3 separate regions of the Homo sapiens genome follow, and regions 2 and 3 are each linked to region 1. Evidence: read pairs that join two places in POLR2A ChIA-PET (ENCODE). Cell type or tissue: GM12878. All regions are shown on one strand. Each heading gives the region's core, and the rest is flanking DNA. Links, peaks and the distances in the headings are about the cores only. Region 1 overlaps RINL (Ras and Rab interactor like). Region 2 has its middle 21 kb from the start of FBXO17. Region 3 holds the start of LGALS14 (galectin 14).

What was found. Peaks named below come from ENCODE experiments on the same cell type or tissue, not always from the same donor. Only the 100,000 strongest peaks of a DNase experiment are listed, where the experiment ranks them.
Region 2: POLR2A ChIA-PET joins it to region 1 with 6 read pairs; 2 of 35 experiments call an interaction of 5 or more read pairs at or near these places.
Region 3: POLR2A ChIA-PET joins it to region 1 with 8 read pairs; 1 of 35 experiments calls an interaction of 5 or more read pairs at or near these places.

Annotation. Positions count from the first base shown.
Region 1 is chr19:38,861,194-38,869,417 of GRCh38, reverse strand. RINL (Ras and Rab interactor like) reads left to right here. Exons shown (of 12, transcript NM_001195833.2): 11 at 8-171; 12 at 252-1,588. The coding sequence ends at 314. Among named protein-coding and RNA genes, the nearest start is that of RINL, 13 kb to the left of the region's middle. RefSeq lists enhancers at 68-127, 3,140-3,715, 4,275-4,569. In GM12878, for the core only: no CTCF peak of the experiment used is centred there; no DNase peak of the experiment used is centred there; H3K4me3 peaks cover 396 bases; H3K27ac peaks cover 1,915 bases.
Region 2 is chr19:38,991,646-39,002,133 of GRCh38, reverse strand. No RefSeq gene overlaps it. Among named protein-coding and RNA genes, the nearest start is that of FBXO17, 21 kb to the right of the region's middle. RefSeq lists an enhancer at 5,551-5,610. In GM12878, for the core only: no CTCF peak of the experiment used is centred there; no DNase peak of the experiment used is centred there.
Region 3 is chr19:39,696,204-39,706,691 of GRCh38, reverse strand. LGALS14 (galectin 14) reads right to left here and starts at 2,211. Exons shown (of 4, transcript NM_020129.3): 1 at 2,149-2,211; 2 at 19-95. The coding sequence starts at 2,163. It also overlaps the pseudogene RPS29P27. RefSeq lists enhancers at 2,065-2,154, 2,175-2,304. In GM12878, for the core only: no CTCF peak of the experiment used is centred there; a DNase peak (open chromatin) is centred at 5,231; H3K4me3 peaks cover 1,343 bases; H3K27ac peaks cover 3,845 bases.

The sequences.
Region 1 (8,224 bases), core at 439-5,438:
TCCCCAGCTGGGTACTACCTGACCACGTGGTTTGGGGCGCTGCACCACATTGCCCACTACCAGCCCGAAACAGACCGCGCTCCCCGGGGGCTCAGCTCCGAGGCCCGCGCCTCCCTGCACCAGTGGCACCGCAGGCGGACGCTGCACAGAAAGGATCATCCCAGAGCCCAGGTGACTGCCCATCTGGCTGCAAGTAGAAGGGAGGGTGAGACCTGGTGCCCTTCTGACCCAGCTCCCACCTCTCCCCACAGGCCAACCTGCCCTTTAAGGAGCCATGGGCAGAAGAGACTGTGACAGGGACCAGTGACAACTAGGGGTTTCACACCCCTCCGTTCATGCCTGTAATCCCAACATTTTGGGAGGCCAAGGTGGGAGGATTGCTTGAGCCCAGGAGTTTGAGACCAGCCTGGGCAAAACAGTGGGACCCCCATCTACCAAAAAAAAAAAAAAACAAAAATTAGCCGGGCGTGGTGGCGTACTCCTGTGGTACCAGCTACTCAGGAGGCTTTGCAGTTTTAGACAGGCGTATCAGAGAAAGCCTCACTGAGGTGACATCTGCAGAAAGGCCTGAAGGAGGGGAGGGGAAGGGAGGAGCAGAGTGGGTATTAGGAAGAGCATTCCGAGAAGCAGGATGAGCCAGTGCAAAGGCCCAGAGGTAGGCTGTTCCCTTTTCCTGGGACCCCTCCCTCCTCCTTGCTGCTCCTAAACCACATAGGTCAGGAGTCTGGACTGACCCAGGTACGTCTGGCATCTTGCTTGAGGAACAGGGGGTTTTGTTTTGTTTTGAAAGAACGTCTCTGTCTGTTGCCCAGGCTGGAGTGTAGTGGCATGATCTCGGCTCACTGCAGCCTTAACCTCCTGGCTCAAACAAGCCCCCTGCCTCTGCCTACCAAGTAGCTGAGACTACAGGCACCTACCACCGTGCCTGTCTAATTTTTAAAATTTTTTATAAAGATGAGGTCTCTCTTTGTTGCCCAGGCTGGTCTCAAACTCCTAACCTCAAGCAATCTGCCCACGTCGGCCTCCCAAAGTGCTGAGATTATAGGCGTGAGCCACCGTGCCCAATTGTGATCGTTTTTCCCAAAGAATGTATCACATGCTAACAAACCATATATTTATGTATTTCATTGTTCATAGTAACTACAATTTAAAAAACTAAAAAGAAACAAGTGAGGCCGGGTGCGGTTGCTCATGCCTGTAATCCCAGCACTTTGGGAGGCCAAGGTGGGCAGATCACCTGAGGTCGGGAGTTCAAGACCAGCCTGACAAACATGGAGAAACCCGTCTCTACTAAAAATACAAACTTAGCCGGGCATGGTGGCGCATGCCTGTAATCCCAGCTACTCCGGAGGCTAAGGCAGGAGAATGGCTTGAACCCGGGAGGCGAAGATTGCGGTGAGCGGAGATTGCGCCATTGCACTCCAGCCTGGGCAACAAGAGTGAAACACCATCTCAAAAATAAATAAATAAATAAAAAGAAACAAGTGAAGTTAACGTTAATAATAATATATTTGATTTAACACAATGTATCCCAAATATTATCACTTCAACATGTATCCATATTAAAAAGTTACTGACATATTTAAAACTTTGTATGTTTGTGTGTGTGTATGCTAAAGCTTTGAAATTTACTGTGCATTTTACACTTAATCACATCACAGTTTGGACTAGTCACATTTCAAGTATGCACTAGCTACATGAGGTATCTATCTGTGTCTATACGTATAGATATATCTATATATAGATAGATTTATATATTTACAAAAATAAAAAATAATTTATATATAAATTAAAATATTTAATTTATAATCATAATAATTATATTAATTTATAAAATAATATAAATATTATAAAACAATAATATAATAATTTATATATATATAACTTTTTTTCAATTTGTAAATAAACTGGACAGCCTCCAAACCACAATAGGTTCAGAGAGGCTCCTGACGTTGGCTTTTTTTTTTCTTACCTCACATGTGTAGCAGCTGGACTGACCCTGGCTGTTCGAAGAGCCCTGGCCAGTTGTCCTGTGGACAGTCCCAGTTTCTGGCCTCGTCTGCTGCTTCCTCATGATTAAAATCTGGTCTTGCAGCTGTGGGGAAGAATACTCCGCAGGGACGCTGTGTCCTTCTCGGTACCTGAATCCCATCAGGGGCCGTGATTGGTAAAGCTAACTTTGACCATTGAGCTAAGGAGATAGGCTAGTCGGCTAGAGCTGCCATCAAAAAGACCACAGATGGCCGGGTGCGGTGGCTCACGCTTGTAATCCCAACACTTTGGGAGGCTGAGGCAGGTGGGTCACGAGGTCAGGAGTTCGAGACCAGCCTGGCCAACATGGTGAAACCCCGTCTCTACTAAAAATACAAAAAAAAAAATTAGCCGGGCATGGTGACGCGCCTGTAATCCCAGCTACTCGGGAGGCTGAGGCATGGTGATGCGCGCCCATAATCCCAGCTACTCAGGAGGCTGGGGCAGGAGAATCGCTTGAACCTGGGAGGCGGAGGTTGCAGTGAGCTGAGATTGTGCCACTGCACTCCAGTCTGGGCGACAGAGCGAGACTCTGTCTCAAAAAAGAAAAAAAAAAGATCACAGACTGTGTGGCTTAAACAACAGAAATTTATTTCCTCCCAGTGAAACTGTGTTTGCAAAATTATGACTGAGACAGTGAAAGAGATCTAACATAATTGACTCCATCTTGCTTCTAATCTCCAAGCTGTCCTTGTTCATTCCTAGATGTAGGCCGAACTAACTTTGAGAGAAAGAGTTTATAGTTTAAACAAAGTTGAAAACAGCCCTTTCCAAAGCAGAACTCCCTCTTTTTTTCTTTTTTTTTTTTTGGTGAGACAGAGTCTGGCTCTGTTGCCCAAGCTGGAGTGCAGTGGCACAATCTCAGCTCACTGCAACCTCCGCCTCCCGGGTTCAAGCAATTCTCCTGCCTCAGCCTCCTGAGTTGCTGGGACTACAGGTATGTGCCACCACGCCTGGCTAATGTTTGTATTTTTAGTAGAGACACAGTTTCACCATGTTGGCCAGGATGGTCTCGATCTCTTGACTTTGTGATCAGCCCACCTCGGCCTCCCAAAGCGCTGGGATTACAGGCGTGAGCCGCCGCGCCCAACAGCAGACCTCCTTCTTGTCTGGGAACTAGATTGCCTTTGTAGGACTAACATTAATCATAAGATTAGAAATTATGGTTTAGGAGTCATGCAGCCAGAGGCTACAAGATTCTGACCCTCCCTAAACTGCTCCTAAGATCAGTGCTTGGAACATTGTGCAGACCCTGCGCTTGATGGATCAGTGGGCACCACCAGATCAATAAACTGGCTCTTCTGATCTTGTGGCCCCCTATACAGGAACTGACTCAGCTCAAGAAGACAGCTTCGACTCCCTATGATTTCATTCCTGAGCAATCAACACTCCTGGCTCACTAGCTTCCCCCCACCCACCGCGTTGTTGTTAAAAGCTCTGATCCTAGAATGCTCAGGGAGACTGATTTGAGTAATAATACAACTCCGGTCTCCCGCACAGCGCACAGCGGGCTCTGGCTCCTCTGCGTGAATCACTCTTTTTTTTTTTTTTTTTTAAGGCGGAGTCTTGCTGTGTTGCCCAGGCTGGAGTGCAGTGGCGTGGTCTCAGCTCATTGCATCACTGGAAGCTCCGCCTCCCGGGTTCACGCCATTCTCCTGCCTCAGCTTCCCAAGTAGCTGGGACTGCAGGCACGTGCCGCCACGCCCGGCTAATTTTTTGTGTTTTTAGTAGAGACAGGGTTTCACCGTGTTAGCCAGAATGGTCTCGGTTTCCTGACCTCGTGATCCGCCCACCTCAGCCTCCCAAAGTGGTGGGATTACAGGCGTCAGCCACTGCGCCCAGCGAATTACTCTTTCTCTATTGCAATTCCCCTGTTTTGATGTATGGGCTCTGTCTAGGCAGCAGGAAACGTGAACCCCTTGGGCGGTTACAATAGTTCCAGTTCGAGGTGTCAGCACAATAGACTTCCTTCTGAGGGCTCTCTCCTTGGCTTGCAGATGGTCATCTTCTCCCCTTGTTTTTTGTTTTATTTTTTGTTGTTTGTCGGTTTGTTTTTGAGACAGGGTCTCACTCTGTCGCCCAGGCTGGAGTGCAGTGGTGTGATCTAGGCTTACTGCAATCTCCACCTCCCACGATCCTCCCACCTCAGCTTAGTAGTACTAGGACTACAGGTGCACACCACCACCATGCCCGGCTAATTTTCGGTATGTTTTGTAGAAATGGGGTTTCGTCATGTTGCCCAGGCTGGTTTTGAACTCCTGACCTCAAGTGATCCACCCGCCTCGGCCTCCCAAAGTGCTGGGATTATAGGCGTGAGCCTTTGAATTCTTGCATCATCTGTGGGTGTCACCTTGAGACCTGGTGACCAACCTGTTCCTCAACACCTTTCACCCAATGCTTTTAGCACTTCTCTGTTGTTGCTGAATCATTGGATTTATTTGTACTATTAGAGTCTATGTGTGCCAACTGACACTGGTTTTCCACTTCCTGGAGTGAAATGACATCTCCTGTTTAAATAAATGTGTTGAATTAAAAACAAAAGAGTGGGTTGATTTAAAGAAAATTATTAAGCAGTGAAGTGGGCAGGTGATGCATGAATGTGTGGCAAAAAAAAAAAAAAAAGGGACGTGAAACTCAAATGGCAGCTGTTTGGGGTATCGCTGGTTGAGGGCTTAGGGTCAAACTCAAGCTCCTGTTTGCTGTGGAGCTCTGGGCTTCATGCTAGAAGTCTCCCCTTGGGCTCTCACTCACATCATGGAAAAATAATTTTTAATAAAGGAAGTGGGCCGGGCATAGAAGCTCATGTCTGTAATCCCAGCACTTTGGGAGGTGAAGGTGGAATGATTGCTTGAGCCCAGGAGGTCAAAGCTGCAGAGCTGTGATCACACCACTGCACTCCAGCCTGGGCAACAGAGCAAGACCCCACCTCAAGAAAGAAGAAAAAAAGAAAAAGGGAGGAAGTGAACAAAGGAAGTGGTCATACCAAGCACACAGGGTTTTTTTGTTTTTGAAAAAAAAAGTTCTAGTCCACGAAAAAAGATTCAAAGAGAAAAGTCAGAAAGCCCTTTTAAATATATATATATATATATATAAAACTTGGGGCCGGGCATGGTGGCTCACGCCTGTAATCCTAGCACTTTGGGAGGCCGAGGCGGGCAGATCGCGAGGTCAGGAGTTCGAAACCAGCCTGGCCAACATGGTGAAACCCCGTCTCCACTAAAAATACAAAAATTAGCTGGGCGTGGTGGTGCACCCTTGTAATCCCAGCTACTGGGGAGGCTGAGGCAGGAGAATGGCTTCATTGAACCCAGGAGGCAGAGGTTGCAGTGAGCCGAGATCGTGTTACTGCGCTCCAGCCTGGGTGACAAGCAAGACTCAGTCTTAAAAAAAAAAAAAAAAAAAAAAAAAAAAACTTGGATATTAGCTTTTGATTAAGCTGACTTCTAACTATAAAGCTCTTTAAAATAACTACTCTTAAATTTCTTATTACCAGATTAAATTTCTTATTAAAATAAATAAATTTATTTATTTATTTATTTTATTTTTGAGATGGAGTGTCTGTCTGTTGCCCAGGCTGGAGTGCAGTGGTGCAATCTCAGCTCACTGCAACCTCCGCCTCCTGGGTTCAAACAATTCTTTTGTCTCAGCCTCCCAAGTAGCTGGGACTACAGGCAGACACCACCATGTCCGGCTAATTTTTGTATTTTTAGTAGACATAGAGTTTCACCATATTGGTCAGGCTGGTCTCGAACTCCAGACCTCAGGTGATCCACCCGCCTTGGCCTCCCAAAGTGCTGGGATTACAGGCGTGAGAGCCACAGTGCCCAGCCGTATTACCAGCTTTTAGTTGGGACAAACAGCTGGTATTCCTGGCTTGTGAACTTCTTCACCACAGGTACTCTCCCAAGTGAAACCTATAAGCCTTAACCAAGGTTATGACTTAACCAAGGATGCAGGGCATCTACAGCCGTCCTCCCAAGATCTAGAACCACTGCAAAGACAGCTCAAAGAAAGGAAAGTTTTGCTAGCTGCCAATGGAGTACAGCTCACATTTCTCTCTGGCCATATTCTCTAGGGTCTCCGCTCCACAGAGTTGACTGTTTACTCACAAAGGCCCAAAAGTCCTGAACGCCCTCACAGATGGAAGATAGGAAATAAAAAGTTGTCCGTGGAAGCAAAAAGAATCAATAGCGAGACCGGGCGCGGTAGCTCACGCCTGTAATCCCAGCACTTTGGGAGGCCGAGGCGGGTGGCTCACTTGAGGTCAGGAGTTCGAGACTAGCGTGGCCAACATGGTGAAACCCCATCTCTACTAAAAATATAAAAATTAGCTGGGCGTGGTAGCAGGCGCCTGTAATCCCAGCTACTCGGGAGGTTGAGTCAGGAGGATCACTTGAACCTGGGAGAAGGAGGTTGCAGTGAGCCAAGATAGCACCACCGCACTCCAGCCTGGGCACAACAGACCAAGACTCTGTCTCAAACAAAAGAAAAAAAAAGAATTTCAGGAACTGGCCTTAGGAAGTAACCGAGGGTGTGAGTGTCCCAGCTCCGGAAGGAAAGCTGAACAATTGATTTACAGCCTTGTTGCACCTGCCAGAACACCATGTGGCCCATTACTCAAGATAACCATCGCAGCCAGACAAGTGTCCTCATGAGTGCTCTACTCCTCACATGTTTTGCCCAGCTCAGCCTGTATATCCTCCCGCTAATGTCAATTCCAGAGCTTTGCCTAATAAAAAAGCCCTACTGGCTCTTTTCCAAGAGTCAGCCAGCAAATTTGCTCTCTTTCTCTTGTGCTGTCTCCCTCATACCCAGGCATAAACTCCAATGAAGTCTTGTCTGGGAAAACTGTTTTGGCCTCAAGTCAATTTCAGTTGCATTCAGATCCCAAGAACTTGTGGTCTGTAACACTGGGCGGGGGACAGTGAAAAACAGAGGGTTTACAAGGAGGCTCAAGAAAACTTCTGCAGGCGTGGTGGTTCACACCCATCCCAGCACTTTGGGAGGCCAAGGCAGGGGGATCACTTGAGGTCAGGAATTCAAGACCAGCCTGGGCAACATGTTGAAACCCTGTCTCTACTAAAAATATAAAAATTAGCGGCTGGGTGTGGTGGCTCATGCCTGCAATCCCAGCACTTTGGGAGACCAAGGCAGGCAGATCACCTGAAGTCAGGAGTTCAAGACCAGCCTAATCAACATGGAGAAACCCCGTCTCTACTAAAAATACAAAAAAATTTAGCCAAGCATGGTGGCACATGCCTGTAATCCCAGCTACTCAGGAGGCTGAGACAGGAGAATCGCTTGAACCTGGGAGATGGAGGTTGCAGTGAGCCGAGATCACACCATTGCACTCCAGCCTGGGCAACAAGAGCAAAACTCCATCTCAAAAAAAAAAAAAAAAAAAAATTAGCTGGGCATGGTGGTGCATGTCTGTAATCCCAGCTACTAGGGAGGCCGAGGCAGGAGAATTGCTTGAACCCAGGAGGTGGAGGCTGCAGTGAGCTGAGATCATGCCACTGCACTCCAGCCTGGGCGACAGAGCAAAATTCCGTCTCAAAAACGAAAAGAAAACTTCTGTGGGTGTGGTAGCTCACTACTGTAATCCCAGCATTTTGGGAGGCTGAGGCAGGAGGATTGCCTGAGGCCCGGAGTTTGAGATCAGCCGAGGTAACGTAGCAAGACCCCATCTCTACCAAAAAAACAAACAAAAAAAAACCCAATTATATTTATATATATAATATATATATAATATAGTATATATTATACACTATATATAATATAGTATATATTATATATACTATATATGATATGCTATATATAATATAGTATATATTATATGCTATATATGAGATACTATATAATATAGTATATATAATATATGCTATATATGATATACTATATATAATATAGTATATATAATATATGGTATATATAACTATTATATATAATATATAGTATATATAGTGTGTATATATATAACTATATATATATTTTATATACATATATATTATATATATATATATATAAAATGGCCATGGGGTGGCAGGAACCTGTAGTCCCAGCTACTTGGGAGTAAGCCACAGTGAGCTATAATCACACCACTGGACTTCAGCCTGGATAGCAGAGCAAGACTATCTCAAAAAAAAAAATAAAAAACAAAAAACAAAAAAACAAAAACACTTCCTGGGGATGA
Region 2 (10,488 bases), core at 2,778-7,777, 130 kb before region 1:
AAGACAGTTCTTTAAAGGTAATTTTTCTAATTAAGTTGGATACCTGTTATAGGATTTTGGTAGGTTCCTTTTATCAGATTGAAGACTATTATCATGGCTCACTGTAGCCGCAAACTCCTGGACTCAAGCAATCCTCCTGCCTCAGCCTCCTGATTAACTGGGACTACAGGAGTGTGTGGCTAATTTTTTAATTTTTGTAGAAACAAGGTCTTTCTTTGTTTCCCAGCCTGGTCTCAAACTCCTGGCTTCAAGCGATCCTCCCACCTCGGCCTCGAAAAGGGCTGGGATTACAGGTGTAAGCCACTGTGCATAGCCTAGAGTGTCAAATTCTATCAAATTATTTGTATCTTTTCATCTGTTAATATGATGTATTACATGAATATATTTTCTTTCTAAATTTATTTTTTCTTTTTTGAGATGGAGTCTCTCTCTGTCACCCAGGCTGGAGTCCAGGGGCAAGATCTTGGCTCATTGCAACCTCCGCCTCCTGGGTTCAAGTGATACTCCTGTATCAGCCTCCCAAGTAGCTGGGACTACAGGCGCCCACCACCACACCTGGCTAATTTTTGTATTTTAGTAGAGACGGGGTTTCACCATGTTGGCCAGGCTGGTTTTGAACTCCTGACCTTAAGTGATCCACCTGCCTCAGCTTCCCAAAGTGCTGGGATTACAGACGTGAGCCACTGCACCCGGCCTCTTTCTAAATTTTTGTTGTCAAATACATCGTAGGTACAAAGGCGTGCTGGATGCTGTAATATGCCACCCACACCCCCTCTTTAGGACTGAGGCATTCTTTCTGCCAGCAGCCTGGGGTGTTGGTAGCTGATGGCTTACAGCTGCACCTCTCTCTGGGACTTCAGCTGAAGAAAGCCATCTGGCCCAAGGTTATCCCCAATCCCCAGGGGCAGCCCACATTCTATATCTGGTTCATAAGGAAGTACAAAGGCCTGGCTCCATGCCTCAGCCGGGGATCCCTCGGACAGGCCACCCCAGCTCCGCATTCTCTGCCATCCTGGCTGAGGCTCTGGTGGCAAGCACATCACACTTCCACGTCTCCCTCTGCCCACCTTGCGCTCCTCTCTCCCTTAGAAGTTTCCCCCCACAGAGCACTCCTCCAAAACCATCTGCCTGCAAATCTCCACCTCAGAATCTGTTTCCCAGGAAACCCTACATAAGTAAAAAAGTGTGTGTGCTTGTGTATTTATTTTTAAACAACAATAAAATACTTTTCTGTCCACCAACTAAGTTCTGAAATGGAATATTACCAGTGCTTTAGAAGCCTGCTTTCCTTTCCCTTCCATCATACTCAGAGATCATCAATAATCTGATCTTTTTTTTGAGACAGGGTCTTGCTCTGTCACCCAGGCTGGAGTGCAGTGCTGTGATCTCAGCTCACTGCAGGCTCCGTCTCCTGGGCTCAAGGGATCCTCCCACCTCAGCCTCGCAAGTAGCTGGGACTACAAGTGTGAGCCAGCACACCTGGCTAATTTTTGTTGTTGTTTTTGCTGTTATAGAGACGGGGTCTTACTGTGTTGCCCAGGCTGGTCTCAAACTGCTGGGGTCAAGTGCTCCTCCTGCCTTGGCCTCTCAAAGTGCTGGGATTACAGGCGTGAGCCACCATGCCCAGCCTCTCATTTGTTTTTTAATTTTTATTTATTTATATATATATAATATATAATATATATAAATATATAATATGTATAATATATATTTTAAATATATAATATATATTTTTAAATATATAATATATAATATATATAATAATATATAAAATATATAATTATATATATATATATTTTTTTTTTTTTTTTTTGAGATGGAGTCTCACCCTGTCACCCAGGATGGAGTGCAGTGGTGTAACCTCCACTCAAGGTTGGCCCACGGCAACCTCCACCTCCTGGGTTCAAATGATTCTCCTGCCTCAGCCTCTCGAGTAGCTGAGATTACAGGCATGTGCCACCATGCCCGGCTAATTCTTTGTATTTTTAGTAGAGATGGAGTCTCATCATGTTGGCCAGGCTGGTCTCGAACTCCTGACCTCAAGTGATCTGGCCACCTCGACCTCCCAAAGTGCTGGAATTATAGGCTTGAACCACCACGCCTGGCCTGATTTGTTTTTTTAGAGTGGGAGGCCTCACTCTGTTTTCCAGGCTGGAGTGCAGTGATGCAATCATGGCTCACCGCAGCCTCAAACTCCTGGGCTCAAGCGATCCTCTCACCTCAACATCCCAAGTAGCTGGGACTACAAGTGTGGACCACCATGCCTAACTAACTTTTTATTTTTTGTCTGCAGAAATGGGGTCTCACTATGTTTCCCAGGCTGGTCTCAAACTTCTGGCCTCCCACCTCAGCCTCCCAAGTCACTAAGATTACAGGTGAAAGCCACTATGCTTGGCAATATCCTAATTTTTTGTAATAATCTCTTGCAGGCTTTTTTTTTAGTGTTTGGCCATCTATCGTGTGTGTGAGTGTGTGTGCGTGTGTGTAGTTTTTTTGTTGTTGTTGTTGTTTCTTTTTGAGATGGAATCTCACTCTGTTGCCCAAGCTGGAGTGCAGTGGCGTGATCTTGGCTCACTGTAACCTCTGTCTGCTGGATTTAAGCGATTCTCCTGCCTCAGCCTTCCGAGTAGCTGGAACTACAGGTGTCCGCCACCACGTCCTGCTAATTTTTGTATTTTTAGTAGAGATGGGGTTTCACCACGCCTGGTCTCAAACCCCTGACCTCAAGTGATCCACACACCTTGGCCGCCCCAAGTGCTGGGATGACAGGCATGAGCCACCGTGCCTGGCCTGTGTTTGATATAAATGATATAAATGATACAAATGAAAGCATACCACCTGGATTCTTCTGTGACCTGCATCTTTCATTCAACATTAATATGAGATTCATCCATTTTGATGAAGATAACTACTGTTCATCAATTTTGTCCAATATGGGAGTGGACTACAATCTATGTGTCATTGTGTCCTTAGTGTGCTAGTGCCCCCAGTTTGGGGACTATTTCTCACCCATGTTGCTGTGAACATTATCTACCTTCCTCCAGGGGCCATGGGCAGCAATGTCTGTAGGGCAGAGTTTCTCATTCTTGGTACTGGTGACATTTGGGGCTGGATAATTCTGGCTGGAAGGGCCCACCCTGGGAATTGGAAAATGTCTAGCAGCATTTCTGGCCTCATCTCACTAGATGCCAATAGCACCCCTGCTTCTCAGTTGTGAGAGCCAAAAAATGTGTCCAGATACTGCCAAATATCCCCAGGGGGAAAAATCATTCCCAACTGAAAACCACTGCTTTAGGCAAACCACTTATTTTTTTTGTTTTGTTTTGAGTCGGAGTCTTGCCCTGTCGCCCAGGCTAGAGAGCAGTGGTGCAATCTCGGCTCACTGCAAACTCTGTCTCCTGGGTTCAAGTGATTCTCCTGCCTCAGCCTCCCGAGTAGCTGGGATTACGGCGCCAGCCACCACGCCTGGCTAATTTTTGTATTTTTAGTAGAGATAGCGTTTCACTATGTTGGCCAGGCTGGTCTCGATCTCCTGACCTCTAGTGATCCGCCCTCCTCGGCCTCCCAAAGTGTTGGGATTACAGGCGTGAGCCACTGCGCGTGGCTACAAACTGCTTAATTTCTAAGACCTTTCTCCTCTACATAATAGTGCCAATAAAGTATCTACTTATTATTCTATATATATTATATATTCTACCTACCCATATAATATAACCGTATATACCTGCACAAGCTGCATATTAATATGTGCAATGTGCTTAGAACAAGGTCTGGCCCAGGGGATGACTATTAGATTCTTGTGGTTTTTATTGGCTGGGCATGGTGGTTCACACCTGTAGTCCCAGCACTTTGGGAGGCTGAGGCGGGAGGATCACTAGAGTCCAGGAGTTTGAGACCATCCTGGACAACATAGTGAGACCCCCGTCTCTACAAAATATTAAAAAACTAGTCGGGCCCAGTGGCATGCACCTGTAGTCCTAGCTACTCAGGTGGCTGAGATGGGAGGACCTTTTTTTTTGGAGACAGAGTCTCGCTCTGTCACCCAGGCTGGAGTACAGTGGTGCAATATCAGCTCCCTGCAACCTCTGTCTCCTGGGTTCAAGCAATTCTCCTGCCCCAGCCTCCAGAGTAAGCTGGGATTACAGGCATGCACCACCATACCTGGCTAATTTTTGTATTTTTAGTAGAGACGAGGTTTCACCATGTTGCCCAGCCTGATCTCGAACTCCTGAGCTCAGGCAATCTGCCTGCCTTGGCCTCCCAAAGTTCTAGAATCACAGGTGTGAGCCACCGTGCCTGGCCAGGGGAGGATCTCTTGAGCCCAGGAGTTCAAGGCTGCAGTGAACCATGATTGCACCACTGCACTCCAGCCTGGGTGACAGAGCAAGATCCTATCTCAAAAAAAAAAAAAAAAAAAAAAAATGAGCTGTTATCTTGGAAGCTGAGAGTGATCTTCACCAGAAACTGAATCTTCTGGCACCTTGATTTTGCACTTCCCAGCCTCCAGAACAGTGAGAAAATAAATTTCTGTTTTTTGTAAATTACCCAGTCATAGATATGTTGTCACAGCAGCACAAACAGACTGAGACAGTGATGTTCTGCCTTTATGAACATTCCTAGGGGGCCACAGAGCAACCAGAGGGCTCTTGATTGCCTTCATGGGGGTCTGGAGTGGGAACTCTCTATCAGCCGAACAGGTCATTTAAATGTTAATTTTGTTTTGTTTTGTTTTGAGACGGAGTCTCGCTCTGTTGCCCAGGCTGGAGTGCAGCAGCACGATCTCAGCTCACTACAACCTCCACCTCCCGGATTCAACCAATTCTCCCACCTCAGCCTTCCAAGTAGTAAGGATTATAGGTGCGTGCCACCATGCCCAGCTAATTTTTGTATTTTTTTTTTAGTAAAGATGAGGTTTCCCCATGTTGACCAGGCTGGTCTCGAACTCCTGACCTCAAGTGATCCTCCCGCCTCAGCCTCCCAAAGTGCTGGGATTGCAGTAAATGTTAAAATCTTCTACACTGCTTGTTGAGTGTTCACTGCCAAGTGCCCTCCTTTCTTTTGCTCCTTCTTTGGAGTTTCCTTGTCTCTCCATAATCAAAGGGGCACACAAGGGAGTGTCTGAGACCCTAATCAGGTGCCCCAGCCTATGTCAGCAATGATGGCCACCGCCATACCATGCCATTATTAAACATTGTAGATGTCACCTTGTTCCTACTGTGGCAGATTCTGTTACTTGCAGGCCATCCCCCACTTCCTGGCTAACAGAACCTAGCTATTTTTTTCTTTTTTTTTTTTTTTTGGTGCAGCCATGTGCCCAGCCGTGGATGATGAATTAGAATACACCAGACGTAGCTGGGCACAGTGGCTCACGCCTGTAATCCCAGCACTTTGGGAGGCCGAGGCGGGTAGATCACCTGAAGTCAGGAGTTCAAGACCAGCCTGGCCAACATGGCAAAATCCTGTCTCTACTAAAAATACAAAAAATTAGCTGGGCATGGTGGTGGGTATCTGTAATCCCAGCTACTTGAGAGGCTGAGGCAAAAGAATTGCTTGAACCCAGGAGGCGGAGTTTGCAGTGAGATGAGATCGTGCCATTGCACTCCAACCTGGGCAATAGAGCGAGACTCCATCTCAAAAAAAAAAAAAAAAAAAAGAATACACCAGATGTGGCTAGCTTGTTCCCCTTTGCTGGATGTTTGCTTTCACAGCCTCCTTTGCAGCTAAAGGTAGCCCTTTGACCCAGTTCTGCTCAAGAAGGCATCAGGGGAAGTGTGCTGGGCGCCCTTCCCTTCCTATGTCTTCCTGCCTTTGTGTGTGAAGTTATGGTCCCAGCCGCTGAGGCTGCCAACCTCTAAGACAAACACCAACATGCTGAGGGTGATGGAAAGGAAGAGAAGCAGGCTGGCTCCCTGAAGACATAACTGAGCTGCTAGACCAACCCCAAGATCCCAAGATAGCTTATCTCAAGAGTGCTTGTTAAATAAACAATAAGTACCCTTGTATTAGCAGGCCCCAATGTTAACTGGACTTCCTGCTGCTTGTAACCAAAGTCCTTTTCCCTGATCCAGCATCCTCATAGGATTGCGGGAGGTTCAATTAAACGATACATGAGCAGCCAGGTGCAGTGGTTCATGCCTGTAATCCTAGCACTTTGGGAGGCCAAGGCGGGCAGATTGCCTGAGCTCAGGAGTTCGAGACCAGCCTGGGCAACATGGCAAAACCCTGCCTCTACTTAAAATACAAAAAATTAGCCAGGTGTGGTGACGGGTGCCTGTAGTCCCAGCTACTCAAGAGGCTGAGGCATGAGAATTGCTTGAACCTGAGAGGTGGAGGTTGCAGTGAGCTGAGATTGTGCCACTGCAATCCAGCCTGGGTGACAGAGTGAGACTCTGTCTCAAAAAAAAAGATACATGAGCAAGCTTAGCACTGTGCCTGCCATCATGTCATGGTAGAAACTAAGCAGCATCCCCACAGCCTTTCTTCCCTTCTTCCCTTTAGTTGTAGTGTTCCCTGAAATTTAGCTGTGTCAGCTGAAGAATGATGAGGTTCATACACTTGGAAAGGAGAGCTTTATTTCTCATAAGGGGTTGCAGCCTGCAGGTGGTCTATTCTGACAAGCTCAGAAGTGTAGCCTCTGGCCAGAAGCCAAAAACAGGCACTTTGAAGGTGGGAAGATGAAGACAGGGGTTTATGCTGAATGGGGTGGCCAAATATATATATTCAACAGGTTACAGGAGGAGCTATGAATATTCACAAAGGGGAAACGTGTGCATGCATAGTAGGCCAACATATGCACATGCATCCCATGTTCATCTGGGGTGAATATTTAAATGTATTACAATTTAACATTTAAACACATTACAATTAGGCCCTATACATCAAAAGGTGAAGCAGAGGGTTGGGTGCAGTGGCTCACACCTGTAATTCCAGCACTTTGGGAGGCTAAGTCAGGCAGATCACTTGAGGTCAGGAGTTCAAGACCAGCCTGGCCAATATGACGAAACCCCGTCTTTACTAAAAATACAAAAATTAGCCAGGCATGGTGGCAGGTGTCTGTAATCCCAGCTACTGGGGAGGCTGAAGAAGGAGAATCGCTTGAACCTGGAAGGCGGAGATTGCAGTGAGCCGAGATCCCACCACTGCACTGCACCCCAGCCTGGGAGACAGAGTAAGACTCTCTCAAAAAACAAACAAACAAAAACAAAAGGCGAAGCCGAGGTCATGAGGGCCCTCAGTGTGCAAACTCTGTAGACTGGCCAGAACCACTCTGTGACTGATAGTATCTTATCACGAAGGAATGCTGGTCAGTTGTGTCAAAATCACAAAACAGGTAGCATCGGGCAATTGGTTGATATCAACAGTGGAATGAGCCTTTCAAAAAGGCTGGTTTGGCTGGGCATGGTGGCTCATGCCTATAATCCCAGCACTTTGGGAGGCAGAGGTGAACGGATCATTTGAGGTCAAGAGATCGAGACCATCCTGACCAACATGGTGAAACCCCGTCTCTACTAAAAATACAAAAATTAGCTGGGCATGGTCGTACGCACCTGTAGTCCCAGCTACTCGGGAGGCTGAGGCAGGAGAATCGCTTGAACCCAGGAGGCGGAGGTTGCAGTGAGCTGATATCATGCCACTGCCCTCCAGCCTGGCAACAGAGCGAGACTGTCTCAAAAACAAACTAACAAATAAAAAACAAAACACAAAAGGCTGGTTTCTGTTCAACCCTCAGGGAAGAAGAACTAATGGAGGTTAGTGAGGGAGGGGGTGATATTATTAGGCTGTGTCCCCACCCAAATCTCATCTTGAATTGTAGCTCCTATAATTCTCACGTGTTATAGGAAGGACTTGGGGGGGATAATTGAATCATGGAGGCGGATTCACCCATACTGTTCTCATGGTAGTAAATAAGTCTCACAAGATCTGATTTTTTTTTTCTTGAGCTGGCTTTGTTGCCCAGGCTGGAGTACAATGGTGTGATCTCAGCTCACTGCAACCTCTGCCTCCCAGATTCAAGTGATTCTCCTGCCTCAGCCTCCCAAGTAGCTGGGACTACAGGCGTGCACCACCACACTTAGCTAATTTTTGTATTTTTAGTAGAGACGGGGTTTCTCCATGTTGGCCAGGCTGGTCTCGAACTCCCAACCTCAGGTGATCTGCCTGCTTCAGTCTCCCAAAGTGCTGGGAATACAGGCATGAGCCATCGCGCCTGGCCAAGATCTGATGATTTTATAACGGGGGACCCCTTTCACTTGGTTCTCATTTCTCTCTTGCCTGCTGCCATGTCTCTACTAAAAATACAAAAATTAGCCAGGCGTGATGGCATGTGCCTATAGTCCCAGCTACTCAGGAGGCTGAGGCAAGAGAATCGCTTGAACCCGGGAGACAGAGGTTGCAGTGAGCTGAGATCACGCCATTGCACTCCAGTCTGGGTGACAAGAGCAAAAATCCGTCTCAAAAAAAAAAAAGGATGGGGATTGTGGAGTGGTGAGGAGAAATGGCAGGGAGCTGTGAGAAGAAGGGGCTGAAACTGTCTGTCACCTATCCATTAGCCATCCCCACTTCCTGTCTAATACAGCCTTGAGTTTGTTGGCATCTCCTCCCATTCCCAAGTCTGGAAGGAAATCCTGATGGTTTAGATATCAGGGTGATCCTGGTTCCTCTTGCCAGTGTGCATGTGACTCAGCTCTGATCCGTGACTCAAAAGGAGAAGCCCTTACGGTGGCTTCTGGGAAATGCTCTCAATGCAGAGACTGGGATCTGTGTTCATCAAGCCCTGTCTTGTTTTCCTTCTGGGCACACAGAGCCTGACTACACTTCCAAGCCTCCTCTGCAGTTCAGTAGAGAATGTGGGCAGGAGTGACGTGTTACGTTTCTGGGGCTGACCCACAAATATCTCCCCCATAACTCTCCATGCCCTCATCCCTCTCACCTGCTGGACTGATCCAGTGGAATATTATGAGGCCTGGGAGGATGGTGGGGCCACTAGATGGAAATAGCCTGGATCCCTAAATGACTGCGTGGAGTAGAGCATCTGCCCAGGCAGCCTGGGCAATAACAGGAATGAGAAGTAAGCTTTTACTGTGTGTCCCCATCTTGCCCACAATAAAGCCTCTTGCCCAGAGCTCCCTGTGTTCCCTCTGCCTCCTGACCTACCCTGGTGAGTCCCTGTGTGGTCTCCATAGTATGGCATGTCCCCTCCTCTTGGAATTTGTAAGTACAACAACCTTCCTAATAACTGTCATCTCAGGATCTCTTGGTTTTACTATACCCAAATAATAATAAAGCCTGTGTTAAAATATTGTCCCAGGACCACAGGCCCTTGTATACTGTTCAATGCACACATCCGGATGCCTTTCCCAAAAGTGGGTACCATGTGGAAGAGGAGATGATGCAGAGAGGCCTGCAGCCTCAGATCTGAGGCTCAGATTCCTCTCCTCCTCCCTCACCCCTCCTTTCTCATCTCTAGCCCAGACCCACCTAACTGAACAGCCAAGATATGGTGGTGATCATTTGGAGCCTTGTCCAGAATCCAGACACAGCTGCAGTCCTGCACATCACCCCACCTGGCACTGTGAAGATCTGGCTGTGTCTCAAAAAAACCCCACCAGATCTGGCCGGGAGCAGTGGCTCATGCCTATAATCCCAGCACTTTGGGAGGCCAAGGTGGGCAGATCACTTGAGGTCAGGAGTGCGAAACCAGCCTGGCCAACATGGTGAAACCCCGTCTCTACTAAAAATACAAAAAAAAAAAAAAAAAAAAAAGCAAGGTGTGGTGGTACACGCCTGTAGTCCCAGCTACCTGGGAGGCTGAGGTGGGAGAATCGCTTGAACCCGTGAGGTAGAGGTTGCAGTGAGCCGAGATGACACCATTGCACTCCAGCCTGGGCGACAAAGCAAGACTCTGTCAGAAAGGAAAGAGAGAGAGAGAGAAAGAAAGAAAAGGAGAAACCACCAGATCACCCACAAATGGACAGGAAGCAGAGAAGGGCTTTGGCCAGGCGGAGGTTGGTCTCTGCTCTGCCACTCTTTGCCTGGAAAACCCTGAAAAGGTATTTTTTCCCTCTGAGCCTGTTTCCCCGTCTGTAAACTGTTTCCCCATCTGTAAACAAAGAGAGGTGATGATATTCAAGAGGCTTAAAAACAGCACAGTGCGGCCGGGCATGGTGGCTCATGCCTGTAATCCCAGCACTTTGGGAGGCTGAGACAGGCAGATCAGCTGAGGTCAGGAGTTCAAGACCTGCCCAGCCAACACAATGAAACCCTGTCTCTACTAAAAACATGAAAAGTAGCCGGGTGTGGTGGCAGGCACCTGTAATCCTAGCTACTTAGGGGACCATGGCAAGGAGAATCAGTTGAACCCGGGAGACAGAGGTTGCAGTGAACTGAGATCGTGCCATTGCACTCCAGCCTGGGCAACAGAGCAAGATTCTGTTTCAAATAAATAAATTAATTCATTAAATAAAATAAACAACACAGCCCAACCAAGCA
Region 3 (10,488 bases), core at 2,343-7,342, 840 kb before region 1:
GGACCATGGAGTACTCACACAAAAGTGAGGATCGGTGTCCCTGTGATTATCACGCACGAACCAACAGGCAAGGAAACAGGCAGTGTGTATGGTACCTGCCAGGGTATGGAGAGTGAGTGAGAGCTAAAGGGTAAGGTGTAACCTCCCCTATGTAACAGATTCCCATGGTGCAGGAGGTTAGAGATCAAAGGTCAGACTCTGAGGCCTCTCCCCTTTCACCCTACCACAGTCAGGGCCCCATATTCCTGAAGATATGGTGGATCCATAGGTAAGAGCAATTGTTCAAGAGCCCGGATGCCTGGATTCCAGTCCTCATTTTGCCTTATACTAGCAGTGCAATCTTAGATCTATTACTTAACCTCTCCCTGCCTCAGTTTCCCCAGGACAAGGAGGACTATCAGGAATTCCTACTTTGTAGGGTGTTCTCAGTAATAGAGGAGTTAATATAGGTAAAACTTTTACCCTAATCCCTGGCATGTATAGGGTCAATTAGGGGTGACCTAACAGAACAGGGGAGTCCTCCTGAAACACTGACCTGCCTTATTTTCAACTCAGAAAATGAAAACAAGACTTGAGGGTGAAAGAATTTAAAAATTCACTCCAGTGAGAAACAACACTTGTTGAAAGAGAAAGGGAAATGACGAAAGAACAGGAAACCCCTGTGTGTGGGATGTACACGCACCACAATCATCAAGGGCAATGGACGTCCTTCCCAGAAGCGGCACACATTACTGACAGCACAGCCCCAGTACTTGCACAAATGAAGCCTGTGGGTCAGGGACATAACTGGAGGGAATGATTGATTTCTACGACGACTGCAAGTGGTTGATGATTTTTCTGTATTTTTGAGATAGGGTCTTGCTCTGTCACCCAGGCTGATATGCAGTGGTGCAATCACAGCTCACTGAAACATCGAACTCCTGGACTGCAGTGATCCTCACACATCTGCCCCCTCTTGTGTAGCTGGGGTGAAAGGTGTCTGCCACTCTGCCAGTCAGATATTTAAAGATTTTTAAAGAAAGCATATCACTATGATGCCTAGACCGGTCTCAAATTTCTGGCCTCAAGTTACCCTCCCATCTTTGCCTCCCAAATTGGTGGGATTATAGTCATGAACCAGTGAACCCAGCTGCTTTGTTGAGTAATGTCCACAGTAAGCACTGTCTGAATTCAGACAGCTTGTTCTTTCATGAGTGGAGGAACAAGTTTAGTCTCAGTTCAGACAGAGCTTACAGTGGATATTTTGTTTGATTCCGTCTCTTTAACCACGGCCTCTAATATTCTTCCCTGGCAAATCAGTATCTTCACACTCGCCTGTTCCACAATGGGAAGAACAGGCTGGGCTAGCGACAGGGAAGCTGAGCCTGGGAGGCAAAAGCCAGTGATCACTCTGTGCAGTCCCCACCTGAGGAACCATCTCTCCCATAATCTGCGTTCCTTTTCCTCACTCTTACTGGGAAGAGATATCTACTGATGATATATTTCGCTCTCATAAGTGATCTGAAACGAGTCCTTGGTAACTCACAATCCCCAAGATCCCCACCAGTTAAGCCACTTGGGATCCACATTGCCACACATGAAAAGACACACAGGTGCTTCATCAGAGGTGCTGCTGTGTGGGGAGGAACCTTCACATGCACAGAAGGCCACGTGCATGTTTTCCCTTCAATACCCAGTCACATCCCAGCACACACACCCATAGTCACACAGAGCCATGCCACTCACTGAGTTACACACACCTGCTCACTGTGCACATAAAGATGACCATGCACTGGTCTGGCTGTGCCCACACACACTCACATCACAGACAGGAAGACAAAGCACACTCACCCCCTTACACTCACTCACACACTTGCCGGTCCTGGTGGGTCATCCACCTCCCACCTAAAGTCACTTAATCTCAGCAGAGTTCACTCTCATCAGACACCACCACACCCTCACAGAGGGTTACACTGGTCCAGGGTCCACAGCCTACACCCACAATCATCTCAGATACCACAGCCTCAGGGTTTCTCTTCTACACACCCACAACTCTCGGTAATGCATTCACAGTAGGAATGCTCATATTTTCAACTCAGAAAACCTCCCCTGTTTCTTTCTTGGTTTATGTGACTTGAGATTATTGAAGGCTGTGACTTTTCAACTCACGGGTAGTGATGACATTGTTCTCTCCTTCTGGGCAGCTCTTCGGAATTGTGTCCAGTCTTCTGTGTGAATCTCTGAGTGGGATCATTTAAATGCTGCAACTCAGAGATGCCCTTTGGCTTCATGCCAGATTCCAAGCCCCTCCCAGCAAGCTTTCCGTGCAGCAGGAGAAAGACTCAGGTGTCAGAAAGAAACTCTGTCACAACCATAGATGTTTGCAGGTCTGTGTCTGTAATGCAGCAGAAATGACAGTGGGGGAGGTACCAGGCTGTGGATTGGGTTACCAGGGAAATGCATAGATAAGGATGATGGAGTGAGGGGTAGGGATTGTAAAGCCCAGCCTTTGTGCCTCTCAAGCTTTTTCTCCAGTATGCAGAATCTAGCCAGAAGGTGTACATTTCCTCAATTTGTACAATGACTAAAAATAAAAAATTGGGAATTTTGGAAAAAGACGTTAGACCTAGAAGGTAATTCTTCTCTTTGCCTTTAAAGGTTCTGGGAGGGCCTTTAAGGGTCAGATCCTTTTGACCTTGATCCTCAGGAGGATCTGGGAAGAGAAGTAGAGATAGTTCTTGCATGAACCTGCCTCACACTAGGCCCCTTGGATCTGCCAGGTGAGGGTCACTCTCATCTGTCTGTCACATACCTGGGCTCTAGCTGCATTCTCTGCTTTGTCTTGGAGTCCATGTAAAACAAAGTTTCAGAGATATTGTTTCTCCTGCAGATTCTGGGAGAAAGATGAGATTTTTTTTCTTTTTTCTTTTTTTTTACTTTTATTATAGGTTCAGGGGTACATATGCAGATAAAGTCATGTCATGAGGTTTGTGGTACATATGATTTCTTCACCTGGGTACTAAGCGTAGTACCCAATAGTTATTTTCTCTGCTCCTATCTCACCTTTCACCCTCCAACCTCAAGTAGGCTTCTGTGTGTGTTGTTCCCCTATTGGTGTCCATGAGTCTCATCATTTAGTTCACAATTATAAGTGAGAACATGCAGTATTTGGTTTTCTGTTCCTGCATTAGTTTGCTAAAAATAATGGCCTCCAGCTCCATCCATGTTCCTGCAAAAGACATGAACTCATTCTTTTTTAGGGCTTCATAGTATTCCATTGTGTATATGTATCACATTATCTGTATCCAATCTGTCCTTGATGGCATTTGGGTTCATTCTGTGTCTTTGCTATTGTGCACAGTGTTGCAATGAACATTCATATGCATATGTCTTTAAGGCAGAATAATTTCTATTCTTCTGTGTATACAGTAGTGTATACACCATTCCCAGTAATGGGATTGCGGGGTTTAATGGTAGTTCTGTTATAAGCTCTTTGAGGAATCACCACACTGCTTTCCACAATGGGTGAGCTAATTTACACCACCGCCAATAATCTGTAAGTGCTCCTTTTTCTCCACACCCTTGCCAGCATCTGTCCTTTTTTGACTTTTTAAGAAGAGCCATTCTGACTGGTGTGAGATGGTATCTCATTGTAGTTTTGATTTGCATTTCTCTAATGTTCAGTGATATTGAGCTTTTATTATATACTTGTTGGCCACCTGTATGTGTACTTTTGAGAAGCGTCCCCTGTCTCTACTAAAAATACAAAATATTAGCCGGGCCGGTGGCGGGCGCCTATAGTCCCAGCTACTCAGGAGGCTGAGGCAGGAGAATGGCATGAATGCGGGAGGGAGAGCTTGCAGTGAGCCAAGATCATGCCACTGCATTCCAGCCTGGGGGACAGAGTGAGACTTCATCTCAAAAAAAAAAGAAAAGAAAAGAAAAGAAAAGTATCTGTTCTCTGTTCTTGTCTTTTCTCGCCTTTTGTTGTTGTTTTAAGACAGGTCTCACTCTGACATTCAGGCTGGAGTGGTGTGGCTCCATCTTGGCTCACTGCAACCTCTGGCTCCTGGGCTCAGGTGATCCTCCCAGCTCAGTATCCTGAGTAGCTGGTACTGCATACCAGCTGTGCAGACCTCACCTAAGGGACCAGTACCCCCGTAGTCTGTATTCCTCTTCCCCACACTTATTGGAAAGAGACACCTACAGATCATACATTCTGCCTTTAAATTGTTCTTTTTGCCTTTAAAGATTCTGGGACAGCACTGCCCTTGATCCTCAGGATGATCCGGGGGGGAGGTAGAGAACGTCCTTGCATGAACCTGCCCCATGCTAAGCCCTTTGGCTCTACCAGGTGAGGGCTGCTCTCATCTGTCTGTCCCACACCTGGACTCTAGCAATACTCTCTCCTTTCTCTTGATGTCCATGTGAATCAAAGTTTCAGAGACACTGTTTCTCCTGCAGATTCCAGAAGAAAGGTGACATTGGTTTTTTTCTTTGTTTTTTAAACGTTTATTTTATGTTCAGGGGTACATATGCAGGGAAACTCGTGTCATGGGGTTTGCGGTAAAGATTATTTCACATCCAGGTACTAAGCCTAGTACCCAATAGTTATTTTTTCTGCTCCTGTCTCACCTTTTACCCTCCACCCTTAAGTAGGTCTCAGTGTGTGTTGTTTCCCTCTTGGTATCCATGGGCCTCATCATTTAGCTCACACTTCTAAGTGAGAACATGCAGTATTTTGTTTTTCATTTCCACATTGGTTCACTAAGGTTAATGACCTCCAACTCCATCCATGTTCCTGCAAAAGTCATAATCTCATTCTTTTTTGAGGCTGCATAGTATTCTATGGTGTATATGTACCACATTTTCTCTATCCAGTCTGTCCTTTATGAGCTATTAGGTTGAGTCCATGTTTTTGCTATTGTGCATACTGTTGTAATAAACATTCATGTGCACGTTTTTATGGTAGAATGATTTATATTCTTCTGGGTATATACTCAGTGATGGGATAGCTGGGTTGAATGGTAGTTCTATTTTAGCCATTCGAGGAACCATCACATTTCTTTCCACAATGATTAAACTAATTTACACTGCCACCAAAAATGTGTAAGTGTTCCCTTTTCTTCACAAACTTGCCAGTTTCTGTTATTTTTTGACTTTTGAATACTAGCCATTCTGACTGGTGAGAGATGGTATCCCATGGTGGTTTTGATTTGCATTTTTCTAACGTTCAGGGCTGTTGAGCTTCTTTTCATATGCTCGTTGGCCACATGTATGTCTTCTTTTAAGAAGTATCTGTTCCTGTTCTTTGTCTACTTTTTTTGAGACAGCCTGGTCTGACACCCAGGCTGAAGTGCAGTGGTGAAATCTCGTCTCACTGCAACCTCTGCCTGGGCTCAGGCGATCCTCCCAGCTCACCTTCCTGAGTCCCTGAGATTACAGGTGCCTGAGACAAGACTCAGCTAATTTTTCTATTTTTCATAGAGATAGGGTTTTGCCGTGTTGCCAAAGCTGGTCTTGAACTTCTGGACTCAAGCAATCCACCTACCTTAGCCACCCAAAGTGCTGGAATTACAAGCGTGAGCCACTGCACCCAGCCCTTTGCCCACTTTTTTATGGGGTTGTTTGTTCTTTTCTTGTAAAGTTGTTAAAGTTCCTTATAGAAGCTAGATATTAGACAATTTTCAGATACATAATTTGCAAATATTTTCTCCTATTCTGTAGGTTGTCAGTTGACTCTGTTGATAGGTTCTGTTGCTGTGCAGAAGCTCTTTAGTTTAAATAGATCCATTTGTCAATTTTTGCTTTTCTTGTGATTGCTTTTGGCATCTTTGTCAGGAATCTTTTGCCTATTTCTACATTCGGTATGGTACTGCCTAGGTAGACTTCCAGGGTTTTTATAGTTTTGGGTTTTACATTTAAGTCTTTAACCCATCTTCAGTTGATTTTTCTATATAACGCAAGAAAGTGGTTCAGGTTCAATCATCTGCACGTGGCTAGCTAGTTATCCAAAAATTATTTCCATTGCTTGTTTGGTCAACTTTGTCAAAGATCAGATTGCTGTAGGTGTGGGACCTTACTTCTTGCCTCTCTTTTCTGTTCCATTGGTCTATGTGTCTGTTTTTATGCAAGTACTATGCTGTTAGGTTACTCTGGCCCTATAGTGCAGCTTGAAGTTGGGTAATGTGATGCTTCTAGCTTTGTTCTTTTTGCTTTGGAATATCTTTTATTCAACCCACTCGGTTCAATTAATATTTAAAATATTCATTTTAAAATAGATTGTTCTAATTCTGTGAAGAATGTTATTGATAGTTCAATAGGAATACCATTGAATCTGTACATTTCTTTGGGCAATGTGGTTGTTTTAATGATAGTTATTCTTGCTATCTGTGAGCATGGAATGTTTTTCCATTTGTTTGGGTCTTCTCTACTTTTTTAAGCAGTGTTTTGTAATTCTCATTGTAACAATCTTTCACCTCCCAGTTAGTTGTATTCCTAGATATTCTATTCTTTTTATGGAAATTGTGAATGGAATTGCATTCTTGATTTGGCCCTGTGGTTCGTTGTCTTTGGCATGTAGGAATTCTAGTGATTTTTGCACATTGATTTTGTATGCTGAAACTTTGCGAAAGTTGTTTACCAGCTTAACGATCGTTTGGGTGGAAACTGTGAGGTTTTCCAGATATAGAATCATATCTCTAAACATGGATGGTTTAACCTTGTTCTCTATTTGGATGCCATTTGTTTCTTTCTCTTGCTGAACTCTCTGGCTGGTACTTCAAATACTATGCTGAATAAAAGTGGTGATAGAAGGCATTGCAGAAATTGTGGTTTGAAAATCCAAATTCATTTCCTGCTCCATATATCATGCATATTTTGAGCTGCAATTTATCAAATACAAAACAAAACAAAAAATTTATCTCCTAATTCTGTTTTATTAGCCCCTCACTTGCAAATACAGGCCTAGAAGCACCAGTGCTCAGCATCACGGACAGCACCCCAGAGGAAACAGCTTTGGTGGACTTAGGCATCAAGGACATTTTCAAAGACTAGATTTATTCTTTGGGGGCTTTCAGCAAAAACTGAAAAGCCCTCCAGACCTTTCAGAAGGCAAGGCTTTAGAGTCCAAGAATAACCTTCTGTGTTTTGAGCAATGCTATATTTAGTGGGAATGCTGTATTTAGTGAATTTAGGTTGAGGAGCATGAAAAAGATGTTGAGTAGGTCCCCAGAGGCAAATCAAAACTTGCTTGTTGAACATTGCTTCCTGGTCTCTATGTGTTATCTTTTTATCTGAGACATCACTCCTGGCTACCATGAGCACAGGATAGTAGGTAGTATAAAGATGAGTGTAACAAATGGCCTATGTGAACTGAACTGAGCTGGTGAATATCAGTTAAGAAAAGGCAGTCACTGTGTGTTTGTCTAGCACAGGCAGCATGTAGGACCCTGTAGGTTATTCAAATACAATTGGAATCATCCAGGGACATATAGATATGAAATTAAACTCATGTTCTGCTCAGAAATTCATGGGTTCTGGCCAGGCGCAGTGGCTCACGCCTGTAATCCCGGCACTTTGGGAAGCCGAGGTGGGTGTATCACCTGAGGTCAGTAATTCGAGACTAACCTGGCCAACATGGTGAAACCCCTTCTCTACTAAAAATACAAAAATTAGGCGGACATGGTGACAGATGCCTCTAATCCCAGCTACTTGGGAGGTTGAGGCAGGAGAATTGCTTGAAACTGGAAGGTGGAGGTTGCAGTGACCCGAGATCACACCACTGCACTCTAGCCTGGGCAACAAGAGTGAAACTCCATCTCAAAAAAAAAAAAAACTTCATGGGTTATGGGTTCCAAGATAGTCTTAATCCACTCTGAGCAAGAATTGCCTAATTGCCCAAAAATGACTTCCATGCTGGTGAGGAGGCCTATGCTCCATCATCAAAATAGAGAAGTGACCAAAACTGTGAGTGGGATGATACAAGGAGGTGAGTATACCTAACAAGAACCTGAGACTTTCCAGTGAGAGGGGAGAAAATTTCAGCTTATACTGGAAAGAAACAAAAAAGAGAGGCATGAATGTATTATTTACTGTGCATTGACACCTCAAGGTAACTGGATGTTAGGTTAAAGGAGGGAAAGGAGAGAGGCATATCTATGAGTAAGGTTGCTGTTGAACAAGCTGCGGCAATAAACATGGGAAGACAGGATGAGGATGATCAAAATGCCACCTGATATGGGCCCTGCTGACAAAGAGGCTATTTGATGAGACCCTCTTCAATCTGCATTGTTTGGCTTTTAGGTAATTTGCTGTTTATCTTCTAAGTGGTTCTCTTTTTGTTCTATGAACCAGGTGACCACAGCTCCTGTATCGAGAAAAGGGCTGTCATTGTGTCATCTTGGTAGGAGTTCCAAGAAACTGACAATAGATGGTGGAGCCAATTGTCACAGGGAACCACTTTCAGAGAAGATGAAAATAGGGTCCAATAATGTGGACGAGTGACTGCTGCCTATTTTCTTTTTTGTTCTTGTTTGTTTTTATTTGTTTCTTTGTTTTAATCTCTATTCATGTTTAATGTGCTAGCACAGTTTCTTTCATTGGATGTAAGTCTTGCATATCAATTCAAGGAAGATCACTTAGTCCAACTTAATGAAAAATATATCCTTTAAGTACTTATGGAAACACAAGCGGCACACATCAAGACAGTATTTTTGGATAAGGCCATGCTGGTTTGAGCAGATGTAACAAGAGTGAGAACCCTGGCTGAATTTTCGTGGGTAGCTCCAGTAGAGCTATTGGTGACCATCTTGCTTTCAGGGTGCTGTTTATTATTTTTTGCCCTTCTAAAATAGATGTGTCCACTGCATTTTCCTATATCTGTTTCAGTCTTGTATGTTTGATTTGTATAGGGGAGGTAATGTATTCATTTAATGCATATGTTGAGAGAAAGTGCACCTGATAATTTGTAGTCACCTCATGGACACCAGATCCTGATTAAACGATAAGACTCTAAACTTCAATCTGAGCCTGTTTCTGTAATCATATTGCATTCAGTGGTTCCTTACAGGATAGTGTTTTTGGAATGTGGAAAGCATTTAAGCCACTGAGGAATGAGTGGGAATAGTTGCCAAAAATGCTCCCTCATGACAACAGGTCAAAATAACCACAGCTTATGGAATCCCCACCCTTTGATTTGGGCTGTCTGTATAGCTCACTTTGATCAATATAATGTCACAGTACTGATACTGTGTGCCTTTCAAAGCTAGGTCCTATGATGCCTTGCACCTTCTTCCTGAGCCTTTTGGAAGGCTTTCTTTAGTGGAAGCCAATTATCATTCATTAAGTCTAAGAATCATGAGACTCTCATGATTTGAGAAAATTCAAGGCATGAATGGGGAGGTGAAGTAGGGAATAAAATAACCAGCCAGCCCCCAGATGTTCACCCAGCTCTAGTGTTGGGTCAGGCATCAGTGAAGCATCCTCTGGAATCCCAGCCTGAAAGATGCTTCGGAAAACATGATTCTCACCACATGACCTACCTCTCACATGAGTCCAGTTAACTGAGAAAGGTCAGAATAAATGATTGCTCTAAGCCAACATGTGTTGGGAGGTTTGCTGTGCTGCAATGCCTAGTGAAACAGCAGCAAAGCAAGGTCTGCTCACTGTGTCCATGTGTATGAATTCTGTCCATCCCAACAATAAACTACATATTTTCTGGACTTAAACCATGACCATTTGTTTCCAAATAGAAATCTAAGGATTCTGCCACATACATCAGAAAAAACTCACAATTATCTTTAAACATCAACATTTGAGGTTCTTTAAGAGAAATTTTTGGGCTCCTGTGATTCTCTAACTATTGTTTGGATTAAAATTTTCATGTCAGAAATGTGTCTCTTTTTAAAGGTCCTGCATGGCAGTCTTTACAGACCAAAGCACCATGTTTATACACAATAAATATCCTGAGAACAATGGAAGGAATTAGGAAATTCCACCAGATTGTCCTCAAGTTACCAAATTTCTTCCCTGAGGTACACTTGTGTGGCTGTAAACAGCTACCTAACATTTCAGTGCAGTGAGTCATCTGAGATTGAGTAAGGATTTTGTTTCAGAGTCTCTGATGTCAACAATGTGATATAGAAGGATGCTGTACCTAATGTCTTCTCAGACATTCCAGGGACCTTGTCACTCACTCCTGAAGTCACACGAAGGCTTATCCTTTTTGATTTCTTGATGCCTCTCATAGAATTCCTTGGGCCCTCCTGGGAATGACCACTTTCTCTTTCTCCCTTAAAGCAAGAACCAAACAAATCCTCGGTAGTTTGGTGATGTTTTAATGACCAAGTGTAGCAGAAACAGTGAGGAGAGATCATGCTGTTAGTAGGCTCTGGAAATCCTATGGTCACATAGAAAGAGGGATTCCTCAACAATGAGGAGTGTGATCATCTGCATCAACTGCAGACAGACATTGAGGTCAGGGAGACATCTCTCCACACTTGCACCATC